2 separate regions of the Homo sapiens genome follow, and region 1 is linked to region 2. A link is a contact called in ENCODE Hi-C or POLR2A ChIA-PET data. All regions are on one chromosome and are shown on one strand. The core of a region is the stretch at or near the end of the contact, and the rest is flanking DNA. Distances in the headings are between cores, read along the strand shown. Region 1 holds the start of MYCT1 (MYC target 1). Region 2 overlaps SYNE1 (spectrin repeat containing nuclear envelope protein 1).

Region 1 (5,229 bases), core at 598-3,097, 99 kb after region 2:
CAGTGTTTAGGAAATTATATACACCTTTGAAATTAGGATTTATTGCAATCAGGTAACCTTTAATAATGCAAAATGTGTATTTAAAAATACATTTAGTAATTAAGAATCGTACTCGATGCTTTTAGAACAGTAAAGTGATTAGTATTTCAATATACTTTCATCCAGATTACATTTTCTTCAGAAATAACATGTTCTTTTAATTTTCTATTTTTATGAACTTTGTTAACAATATTGAAAAGTAAAGACAACTGTTGAAATGTAAGCCCTTTTTGTCTGTTAAGTAATAGTAGGAGCTTTTATTTACTGGATTATTTGAAAATAAACTTTAGCAAGAATATTATAGAGGTGAGTCTTTATATTTGCTCAGTGAATTCTCTAAATTTTCTATGACGTTTTATAATTCTCTTAGATGATTTATATTTTAATTTCTAATAAATTTATACTTAAATTCACAAAAAAATGAGACTGATCAGAAACAACCTCATTTTGGAAGAAGCAGGACTGCAAAAATTAATATAACTGTCTTTTTTTGTTGTTTTCTTAGAACTACTCAGGAATATATTACAGACTTCACAAAGAGGAATACTACTTTGCACTAAGTCATATTCTAATGACTAATAAGTTAGAATATGATTAATACAAGATATATGCAAGAGTTCAGGCTAGAGTTACTCAAAGATTGATGAAGCCAGATCATGGAATGCAGTTTAGCGCAGTTACTAGGTGCAGTTTGACACGTTATTCACAATTTCCAGTGCCTCCAAAGTCCTCAGAGGATCCAGTCTAAACAAGCAAAGCTTGAGGAAAGACTCTTGAAATGTTAACTAACTTGTGTTTCTCAAAATGTTTCATGTAACTCTTTCCTATATCAGTTCTCAAACTTCTCTATAAAAAACAAATTCCTGAGATCGTTGTACCCTTTGTTATAGCACTTAACAAACTTTGTAATGAAAAATTTTGCATTTATGTTTTCCCTCCTTGATTTTAAATATATTTCTTCAATGTAGAAACTGTTTTTTCATACTAAATACTAAGTAAAGAGTAACACAAATTTTATATAAATTACACTTAGATATTTATGAAATGAATTAAATAACTTTCAAAATTTGTATACCAAATAGAGAAACAGACATGTTAAGAATATAGTGGCCGAGCGCAGTGGCGCATGGCTGTAATCCCAGCACTTTGGGAGGCCAAAGCAGGTGGATCACTTGAGGTCAGGCCTAGTTCATGACCAGCCTGGCCAACATGGTGGAACTCCATCTCTAGTAAAAATACAAAAATTAGCCGGGTGTGGTGGCACGCGCCTGTAATCCCAGCTACTCTGGAGGCTGAGGCAGGAGAATCGCTTGAACCTGGGAGGGGCAGGTTGCAGTGAGCCGAGATCGTACCACTGCACTCCAGCCTGGGCGACAGAGCGAGACTAAGTCTCAAAAACAACAACAACAACAACAACAAAGAATTTAGTAAGTATCTGAGTTTTGAATAGTCCTTTCCCCCAATTTACTATATAAATTTAATTTTCAAGCATTGGAACGTGGTCTATTTCTCAATTCTGTATACATTTAATTCAAGGTGCTGTAGCTGAGAGTTTGGAGTCTTCCTTTCCATGTCAGTAGGGGATGAGGAAACACACACACACACACACACAAACACACACACACACACACAACCCTGTTATCCTAAAAGCAGTTTTGGAGGTGGCTGAGAGGAGAGAACTTAGGAACTTAGCTGAGGAAATGATGAAAAGGACATTGTTTTGTGTCTCAGGAACCATGTGGAATTCCAAGATAAGAAAAACAGTTGCTAATTTGAGTATAAAAGCAGGAAACATGATACACTTATTTCCTTTTATGCGAACACAAGTATATGAGGGGTTGTGTAAAAATTATTTTTCTCTTGCTGTACTACAAAGAGATAGAATCAAACTGCTTTTTTTCGACATACTGGTTTTTCTTTCTGTTTTTCTTCTCTTTCTTCTATTTCTTGTGGATATTATGGCTAATAACACAACAAGTTTAGGGAGTCCATGGCCAGAAAACTTTTGGGGTAAGGTATTTTCTTTTACTGTTTAAAATTTAAAATTAGGATGTAAGAAATGCACTGCGTGATTATTAAAACAGTGAAAATCTCTGAGACATTTTGTTTACTATAATGTGATTACTTAAAGTTTTCATGTTTATTAACAGAAATCTATTTCATACGTTTATTAGCAGAAATATATTTATAGATATAAATATATACTTATATATTTATTTGTCTTTATAGTGTTCTATGAAGATATTCAAGAAGAATCTGGGTATTAAGTACAGATTTTGGCTGGTGTTACAAAATATAATTAGGAAATAGTGAGGATAAAAATAAAAAACATAAGGTGGAGGTAATTCCTGCTTAGAATATGGCATGTAGATTTTGTTGGAAAAATTAACTTTCATTTGTTTGAAGGTTATAGATTATATATTTTATTTTATGAAACTGAGATTTTCCATAGAGGCTATTTTCACTTATGTTGTGAATGTTATATGCTTTAATTTCCAAAGTGAATCCTAATAACATCTGTACTTAAATGAGTGAATTTAAAGTGCAATAACACAGGTAAAATAAATGAATGACTTTAGAGTATAACAAATAAAACATGGAATAATATGAAATTTGAGAAAACTATAGTAGAAAAGATTAAGTGGAAATAACATCACGTGTAACATTCAATGGAATCCTATCACAGGGGTTGGGGGGAAAGAACAATACAAAAGTATTTTTTGGAGAATTTTTTGTCTGAGTCCAGCCACAGCTAACAGTCCAGTGTTCCCTGATGTTGACAATGGGACTGTGCTGAGGTCAAAACTCAGTTGCTCCAGGTTAGAGGTACAAAGAAGATGGGCTCACATGGGGAGTTGACATGTACTCTTGGGTTCAGGGAAATTTTTATATTAAAGGAGGCAATTTAAATTAAATTCAGAAAAACACTTTAATGAAGAAAATAGTATATATGGACAGATCTGTTTATATGGCCAGAACAAGTTTTTAATCCTCTCAGTGTACAATTCAGACTTTCTGCTGTGATTCAAGGTGGGGTTTTGGGAACTTTCACATAAACAGTGAGCAGTAGTGGCCGACTTTTCCCAGCAATCTATATGTCTACCATCACAGAAATTTGCATGAAAAGAATTCACTCCAGTCCTTTAACCTATGTACTTTCTTAGATGAAAAATGTGGGGACAAATATTTATTGGTTTTAAAAGATATTAAAATTCAGCATAAGAAAAAAAAGAATTAACTCATTCTTTTTTTCTCACCTACATTTATGTTTGCTGGAAGACTGAAAAGGAAGGATATTGGTGAGCTCCTAATAAATTTATGTAACAGAATTAAGAAGAAGAAAAAAGATTATTCTAGTACATTGTAAAGAAAGGCTTTGGTAATAGGTTATTTTAGGTAGCTAGCACTAGACAGAAGCCTTTGAATTGTAGATGTCTGATTATATGCTTGTTAAAATATTATTTGCTGTCCTCACTTATAGAGAAAATAAGTGCTAAATGCACACTGAAAAAGAGCTAGAGTCTGTCTAAATCAAATTCATCATTATAAAAGTGTTCTGTATAAATTATTCAAAAGTAAAGTAGTTTTTGCAAAAATTAATATGTAGAAGTCAATCTATTTTTTTCAAACCATTCAAAATTAAATTTCAGGTTTACTTAAAAAAACAAATCATTATTCACTGACTAAAAGATTAAAATAAACTTGATATTAATAAGAGAATGTTTAGTTGGAGTTCACCTATTGATTCTAAAAATTTAGATATTTTTAATATGGAAATCTGTGCTTAAGAGGGAATTAAAACCTGTTATTTCAAAGCCAAATACTAGTTTTTCCTTTCTCTTGTTATGTGACTGTAATGAAAATTAGATGAAAATAATGAAAACCAGAAAGGGGAGTGTTACATTGATAAACATTAACAAAGCCAATGGAAACATGGAGAGCAGATATAATGTTTGATGATTTTAGGAAAATATATAAAAGATTGTATTATTGCCTCTGGGGTAAAAATATGAAGTATAAAATGTGAATAAAAATATAAACATATAAAATGTATACATTTCCTGAAATATAAATGTCAATCTTTTAAATTTCCATTGCTTTTGTGTATCTAAATTGATGTCTATTTTGACCACTGACTCCTCAAAAATATTATTTTGAGAATCTTGTACAATGCAGTGTAATGCATTGTTATTGCTTCCAAAATCAGTCATCTGCTTGGCACATTGAATTTGGAAAATAAAGAAAAACAGCTTAGAAAAGGAAAACTTGTACATTGAACCATATAAATTGCTCAGACGTAGCACACTTTAAGGTACAGAAAAAGTTGTTTTCCCAATATAACTTTTCTGGTTTACTTTAATGAGCGCTAAATGATGGCATAATAATATCGGGTTATTACCAAAAACAATAGCTTGCATTTTCATAGCTATCACCCACTAAAACTTCCTAAAGGTGTGCAAGCATTTAAGTGCAAGGGTTGGCAACAAAGTTAGCCTGAAAGTGACAACACAGATGCAGACTATCACCTTCCACTCCCTATTTTTGCTTTCTTTAACGCACTTCCTTTCTCTATAAACATTCCCATGAAAGCTGCAGGAAACATGGCCCGTGAAAATTTGCCATGTCCTCCTCTAAGGCAATAGGAGACAAATACTGAACTCAGTTATTCTCTCAGTACTTGAGAGTCCTGTAGAAGACGTAGTTTTGGTTGTTTCTGCTGTCTTGCTTTGCATTTTTTTCCTTATGGCTAGCTTTGTGAAAAGTTGGGGGAAGATGTGGTTGCAGGAGTTTGCATTTATTCACTTAATTCAATTCTCACCAAAAGTACAATGTCTGTCTCAAAAGGATTATGCTCTTGGAGGCAATTATGCGTCTATACATATGCTACATATGCACATACAAACCTATATAGTTGTGGAATAATACAAGATAACATATGATAAAATAGCAATGGTTGATAATATGAGTTAAAACAATATATGGCAGAAATAATCCCTAAATCTTTCTCAGAAAAAAAATGAGGTGCTATCTGTTCCTAGAAAGATAAATTTCAGACAGGGAGATAATTCTAAGAAGGACATTCTAGTCATTCATTTTTTTCCCTCACCAACTCATTCTCATCCAGTTCATTAGTTCACTCAGAAGCGTTCGCTGACCATATTAGGCAATGTGTTAGGAGTCAGTGACACA
Region 2 (5,249 bases), core at 409-2,908:
CCATGTGACTATTATACAATTATAGACTGCATGTCCACTGAAGAAACAGCTACTTGTAATGAATTCTTTCTTTTGTTGTAGCTATTATGAATATATTTATAAGGAAAAATCCCTAAAATACATGCTTAAATATGTAGTATATATTATAGTCAAGCGATGTTTTTCTTCTCTAGAAAATCTCCCTTTTTCTTTCGCTATAGCAACTATGGTAGTGAGTATTATTTACTTTTTATATCATGATGATTTTTATAAATACATACATATTTTCATTTTTCTAAGACTAGGAATTGATCCACGAGCTCCATCTAATTTAGTATCAGTATCACTGCATTGATGAAGTGGTAACGAAGGCACCATCCCTTATTACATTTAAACGAGGTAAGAAAAAGGAAATATTTCCTGGGCCTTAGGGAGAAAAAAGCTCAGGCTCAGATATACAGATTCAGAAACTGATATGGTTTGGCTGTGTCCCCACCCAAATCTAATCTTGAATTATAGCTCCCGTGATTCCCATGTGTTGTAGGAGGGACCCGGTGGGAGGTAATTGAATCATGGGGTCGGGCCTTTCCTGCGCTATTCTCATGATAGTGAACAAGTCTCACGAGATCTGATGGTTTTATAAAGGGGAGTTTCCCTGCACAAGCTCTCTTATCTTGCCTGCTGCCATGTGAGACGTGTCTTCCACCTTCCACCATTATTGTGAGGCCTCCCCAGCCACGTGGAACTGTGAGCCCGTTAAACCTCTTTCTTTTGTAAATTGCCCTGTCTAGGGTATGTCTTTATCAGCAGTGTGAAAACTGACTAATACAGAAACTGAATATACACATTAAAATATTAAAACAATTCTTCTTTAAGTAATTTAATTAAGTCACATTTGCCAGTTTTTCATAAACTCAATGGTCTCTTAGCAATACTTCCCATAATGAATCAGCTTCAAGAGTTTCAAAATAGCATCATGGGAATGTGGTGTCCTCTTCATTTGCAAAGTTAAAAGAAAGTCTGCCATTTGTAGAGTGCAAGAAGGGACAATGTGGCAATTAGTCATCACAGTTGATGAATCTGAAGAATTCAAAATTCTTGAATCTGGGTAAGTCTGGTCTTTGTATGCAGAAACAGAAGCAGGTAACATATAAATATACATTCAATATGTGATCTATCTGACAGATAATACAATAGCCAAGAAGAGTATTTTATGATATAATTAACAGTGTTATTTTTCATCTAGCTGTGCTTCCATGTTAATCCAGATGTTTTGCTGCTGTTCATCTTTGTCACAGAGAGAAGCCTAATAATAACAAATTCAAGTGATGTTATTATCTTTCTTAATAGATCAGAGGCCTCTTCTGAGTCTTATACTGTAATCAAATAGAGAACAAACATCTGGATTTAATTTTCACCCTTCTCGTGAGATAATAAACAGCACAGTCCAAGGAAATTTACTGTTTCTTTAATAATTTCAATACTACAAATTCACAGGAGAGAAAAATTATCGTTCTGAATGTATTAAAAACACTAAATCCAGCCCCTTGAGTCCTCAAATGATCACCAATTTTAAAATGGACAAGCCACTGGCTAATAATGACTACACAAGCCTGCCAAGGAAAACATCACTGCAGGCTGCTCTAGTAAGTGCTTGGAATACAGAGGAAGAATGCTCTTTGTGCAGTACTATTTGGATCTACTTATCTGATGGCATTAGGTTATCACACACCCACAGGGCTTTCCAGAATTCCTCCCACTTCCCGCCCTTGACATGCTGAGCAGTCCTACATTGGTGACACTATCAGATCAAAGAACTAAAAATGTCTTTGGTTCCCAAAGGAATAACGACAAAAGAACAATAAATGCTTGGAATTAGTGCTGTGGACACTCTGTCTACAAGAGCCAGATACATCAGGGTTTTTTGCCTAATTTTTAGATAAACATGGATAAATTGTGAAAAGTTGAAAGAGGCTTGGTCAATTCCTTTGGTAAGAATCCCAAACTACTGACTATAAAACTGCTCATTATGTAACTAAAATTCTGCTGCCTTTCTATAGTAAGAATTAAAATCCATTGGCCAGATTCATTTGAGTCAAGTGTATTCAAGGGTATTATTTTCTTTACATTGCTATGTCTTCTATTGTTTACTTATCCTACAAAAGCAATGGCATTATGAAATCATATACGTATCCTATAGCATAGAAAGTCAGACACAAACACTCTAACAAGGTGCTACAAGTCAATAGATGAAGATGAACTACATGAAATGATATCTGGTAGGTGAAATGTAGAAGATGAGGTAACTGGAGACACAAGAACTACCTGGAAGGTAAAAGGTACGACTTGGGTTGAACCAAAAAATAATGTGAGACCTGAAGAGATTCAGTAAATTCTATAAAATGTCTCCCCTTTAGTGCCAACAAGAGCCAGCAAAGTCCAGTAATACTCATCAGGACTGACGACTCCATTAAATGCAGTAGCAGTTGACAAGCCCTATGACTTCACATATAGTATGTAACAAAGGCGAACAGTTTAACAGGAGGATAGCTCTGATACGGCACAAACCTCAGAAGAGGTGACGAAACAAAACAACAGATGGCGAGAGGCTAAGGAACAGTTGCCATGACCCAGGTGAGAAGGAACTGAGAGTCCAAACAGATCTCACCTATGCATGGCTTTCTTTTAGACACTGGGGTATAAAATGTATAATCCAAACAATACTTTTTACTCAAATGGCTGGTAAAGGGTGATAATTTTTTTTAAAAAGCTCACAATTTTAAAATTGTTCCTATTTTTTTAAAAAGCAAACAGAAACCTTTCTTTTTGGCATCTTCTCCTTTGTCTTACATAGAAACTTAAGTGCAGAATTTTAAGGCTGATTACGGATGAGTAGAAGCTATGGTAACTTTTTTCCCTTGGGGTTGAAGTATCTGTTTGCTGGCAAATAATGCAAAAAAGAAACAAATGGATCTGCTGAAAATCTACTTCTGTATTTCTCTCTTAACTAATGACAATCATTTAGCTCCAATTTTCATGTTCATGTTTCCCTTTCTTCTTGGCTTTGCTTCAGGTCTAAATTTTCCTTGATGTTCAGAGAAACGAAGAGATGGGAAAGAATTGGGGTCACTGGAGGAAAGTTTTCCTCTAGATGGCTCTTTATTTTATAAAGAATAAAAGAGATACAGTCAGAAAATTTTTCAGTAATTCAGAATATGAATGTATGCACTGTGAAATTAAAAACTCTTACTTAAATGAAACTACGGTAAAAATGATATTTTAGTAAAGAACTAAATGTCCAGTGAAGGTCTGAACAAACAGTTTCATCTTTTCTAGATGGGAAACATGCTGTGATTCTTCCCACGTATTTACAATGTCTTAAAGTTGCAAGCTTAAAATCAGACAATCTGGGAAGATCACTTTCCAAATCTAACAAAACAGCAAAAGAAACTTCTCCCTCTGAGAAGTGAGGAAGCTTTGCTCATTCAAATGGATATGGGATATATGCTAAATGGTTTACACCAAGCTAGGGAGCAGCCATTCAAATCAAAAGCAGAAACATTGGTAGAGTTCAACAGTGAGTCAAGTCAAATGCCTAAAAATAGGAAGCAAAGCATTTGATAATTACTGGGAGACAAGATTTATATATGATGTGATCATTGTCAAGGCCATGATCAATAGTAGACCTGGCTAGGCATAGGGTTAATTTAATTGAAGAAATTGAGGTTCACCTAATCCATGGGTTAATAAATATATTTTAGGCAAACCAAAGAAGAAGGAACAATAGGCTGAGGTTGACATTTAATTGGCAATGCCATCGAGATATCTGGTAGGGCAAAAAAGGCAAATACAAGACAGCCCAGTGTCGCCTACACAAGGTGAGGAAACTTCGCAGCAGGATTAGAATGTGGATGCCTAACTTTTCCAATATACAAAGAACCCAGGCAGGCTGCTATCCTGCTGAACAGGTATGGGTAAAAATGAAGTTCAGGCCATAGGCAGGAGGAGCCCTTAAACACCCACAGAAAACACGACAAACCATCATTGAAACGCTTGCAGAATCACTAGACTTAGCAATAGTTCTGGGAATCTAACCGGAGTTGCAGTTTGAATGGAAGTTAAGTGTCATTGAGAGGACTGGTTCCTAAGATGAGATCCCAGCAGTAGATGAAATGAGAACATCTAAACAGGAGTGAGGAGAATGTCCACTCATTACTGATTCCATATACTCAGAAGTAGGCTGTGTGTAAAAAGTGACACCTGCCTTTGAAATTCATCCCCGGGGTTCACCTGGCCATTCTCATCTTGCCTACCCACATGCTGCTTGTCCTGGATGGTCTTGCCCCTGGGTCTCCACTCATTTTGATCCAGTGCCTGTGCTCCTTTGATGCCAAAGTCAGGAGCTTGGAGATAAGTTACCTAATGCATCTTCTGTACTCTCCTCTCTGCCTCCATCCCAATTTCCTCAACCCTCAGCTTGAGAAAGACTTGGATATTGATATGGGTTAAGTTGTGCCACCTCCACCCACTGCCACCACCAAATTCATCTGTTGAAGTTCTAACCTCCAGGACTTCAGAATGTGACCTTATTTAGAGATAAAAGTCTTTCAAGTTCAAGTAAGCTCATTAGGGTGGGCCCTAATCTACGATAACTAGTGTCCTCAGAAAGAGGGGAAATTTGGACACAGAAATACCCATAGGAAGAAAATATGAAGAAGAGATAGGAAGAAGACAGCCATCTACAAACCAGGGAGAGAGGCTTGGAACAGATCCTTCCCTCCCAACCCTCAGAAGGAGTCACCCTACTGAAATCTTGATTTTGGACTTCTAGCTTCTAGAACCAAGAGACAATGCATTTCCATTGTTCAAGCCACCCAGTTATGGTACTTTAATATGACCATCCTAGCAAGGTAACACAGGTACATCTGCACAAAGTGAAGAATGAAGGTGATGTTAATTAGTACTTTCCACAGGCCCATGTTACTCAATTCTTCATTTAAACAAAATGCCTCTGATTATATGTGTTTTTGTTATTTTCAATCCTTTCTGGAACAAGTAGGGTATAAATACAGATTTCTTGTGATCTGAAACTAGACCCACAGTTGCTTCCTCTTTTTATTCATACCTGTTGAGTTTTAAGTAGCTACTATTCATAGAAAGAAGGAAAAAAGAAAGAAAAAAGGGAGAGGGAGAGGAAAAGGAGGGAGAGACATAACAAAAATTGATGAAGGTGTGTGTGTGCCTTTCTGAGGCAGCAGGAAAGAGAAGTT

The links. A loop is a pair of places that touch in the nucleus more often than their neighbours do. ChIA-PET counts read pairs that join two places held with the same protein, here RNA polymerase II (POLR2A). Pooled maps may share reads with other maps.
Region 1: a loop to region 2 is called in a pooled map, with 2.3 times the contacts of the local background. The contact joins the promoter of MYCT1 here to the enhancer-like site in region 2. A Hi-C loop is called at or near these places in 2 of 50 pooled maps. POLR2A ChIA-PET finds 5 or more read pairs at or near these places in 2 of 52 experiments (RWPE1 and activated T-cell).

The regions. Positions count from the first base shown.
Region 1 is chr6:152,696,050-152,701,278 of GRCh38, forward strand. It overlaps MYCT1 (MYC target 1), which reads left to right and starts at 1,848. Exons shown (of 2, transcript NM_025107.3): 1 at 1,848-2,049. The coding sequence starts at 1,854.
Region 2 is chr6:152,597,646-152,602,894 of GRCh38, forward strand. All of the region lies in intron 3 of SYNE1 (spectrin repeat containing nuclear envelope protein 1), which reads right to left. Among named protein-coding and RNA genes, the nearest start is that of SYNE1, 37 kb to the right of the region's middle. Within about 2 kb of position 1,659, at least 2 of the 41 ENCODE cell types and tissues checked have a DNase peak (open chromatin) inside an H3K27ac peak, as active enhancers do.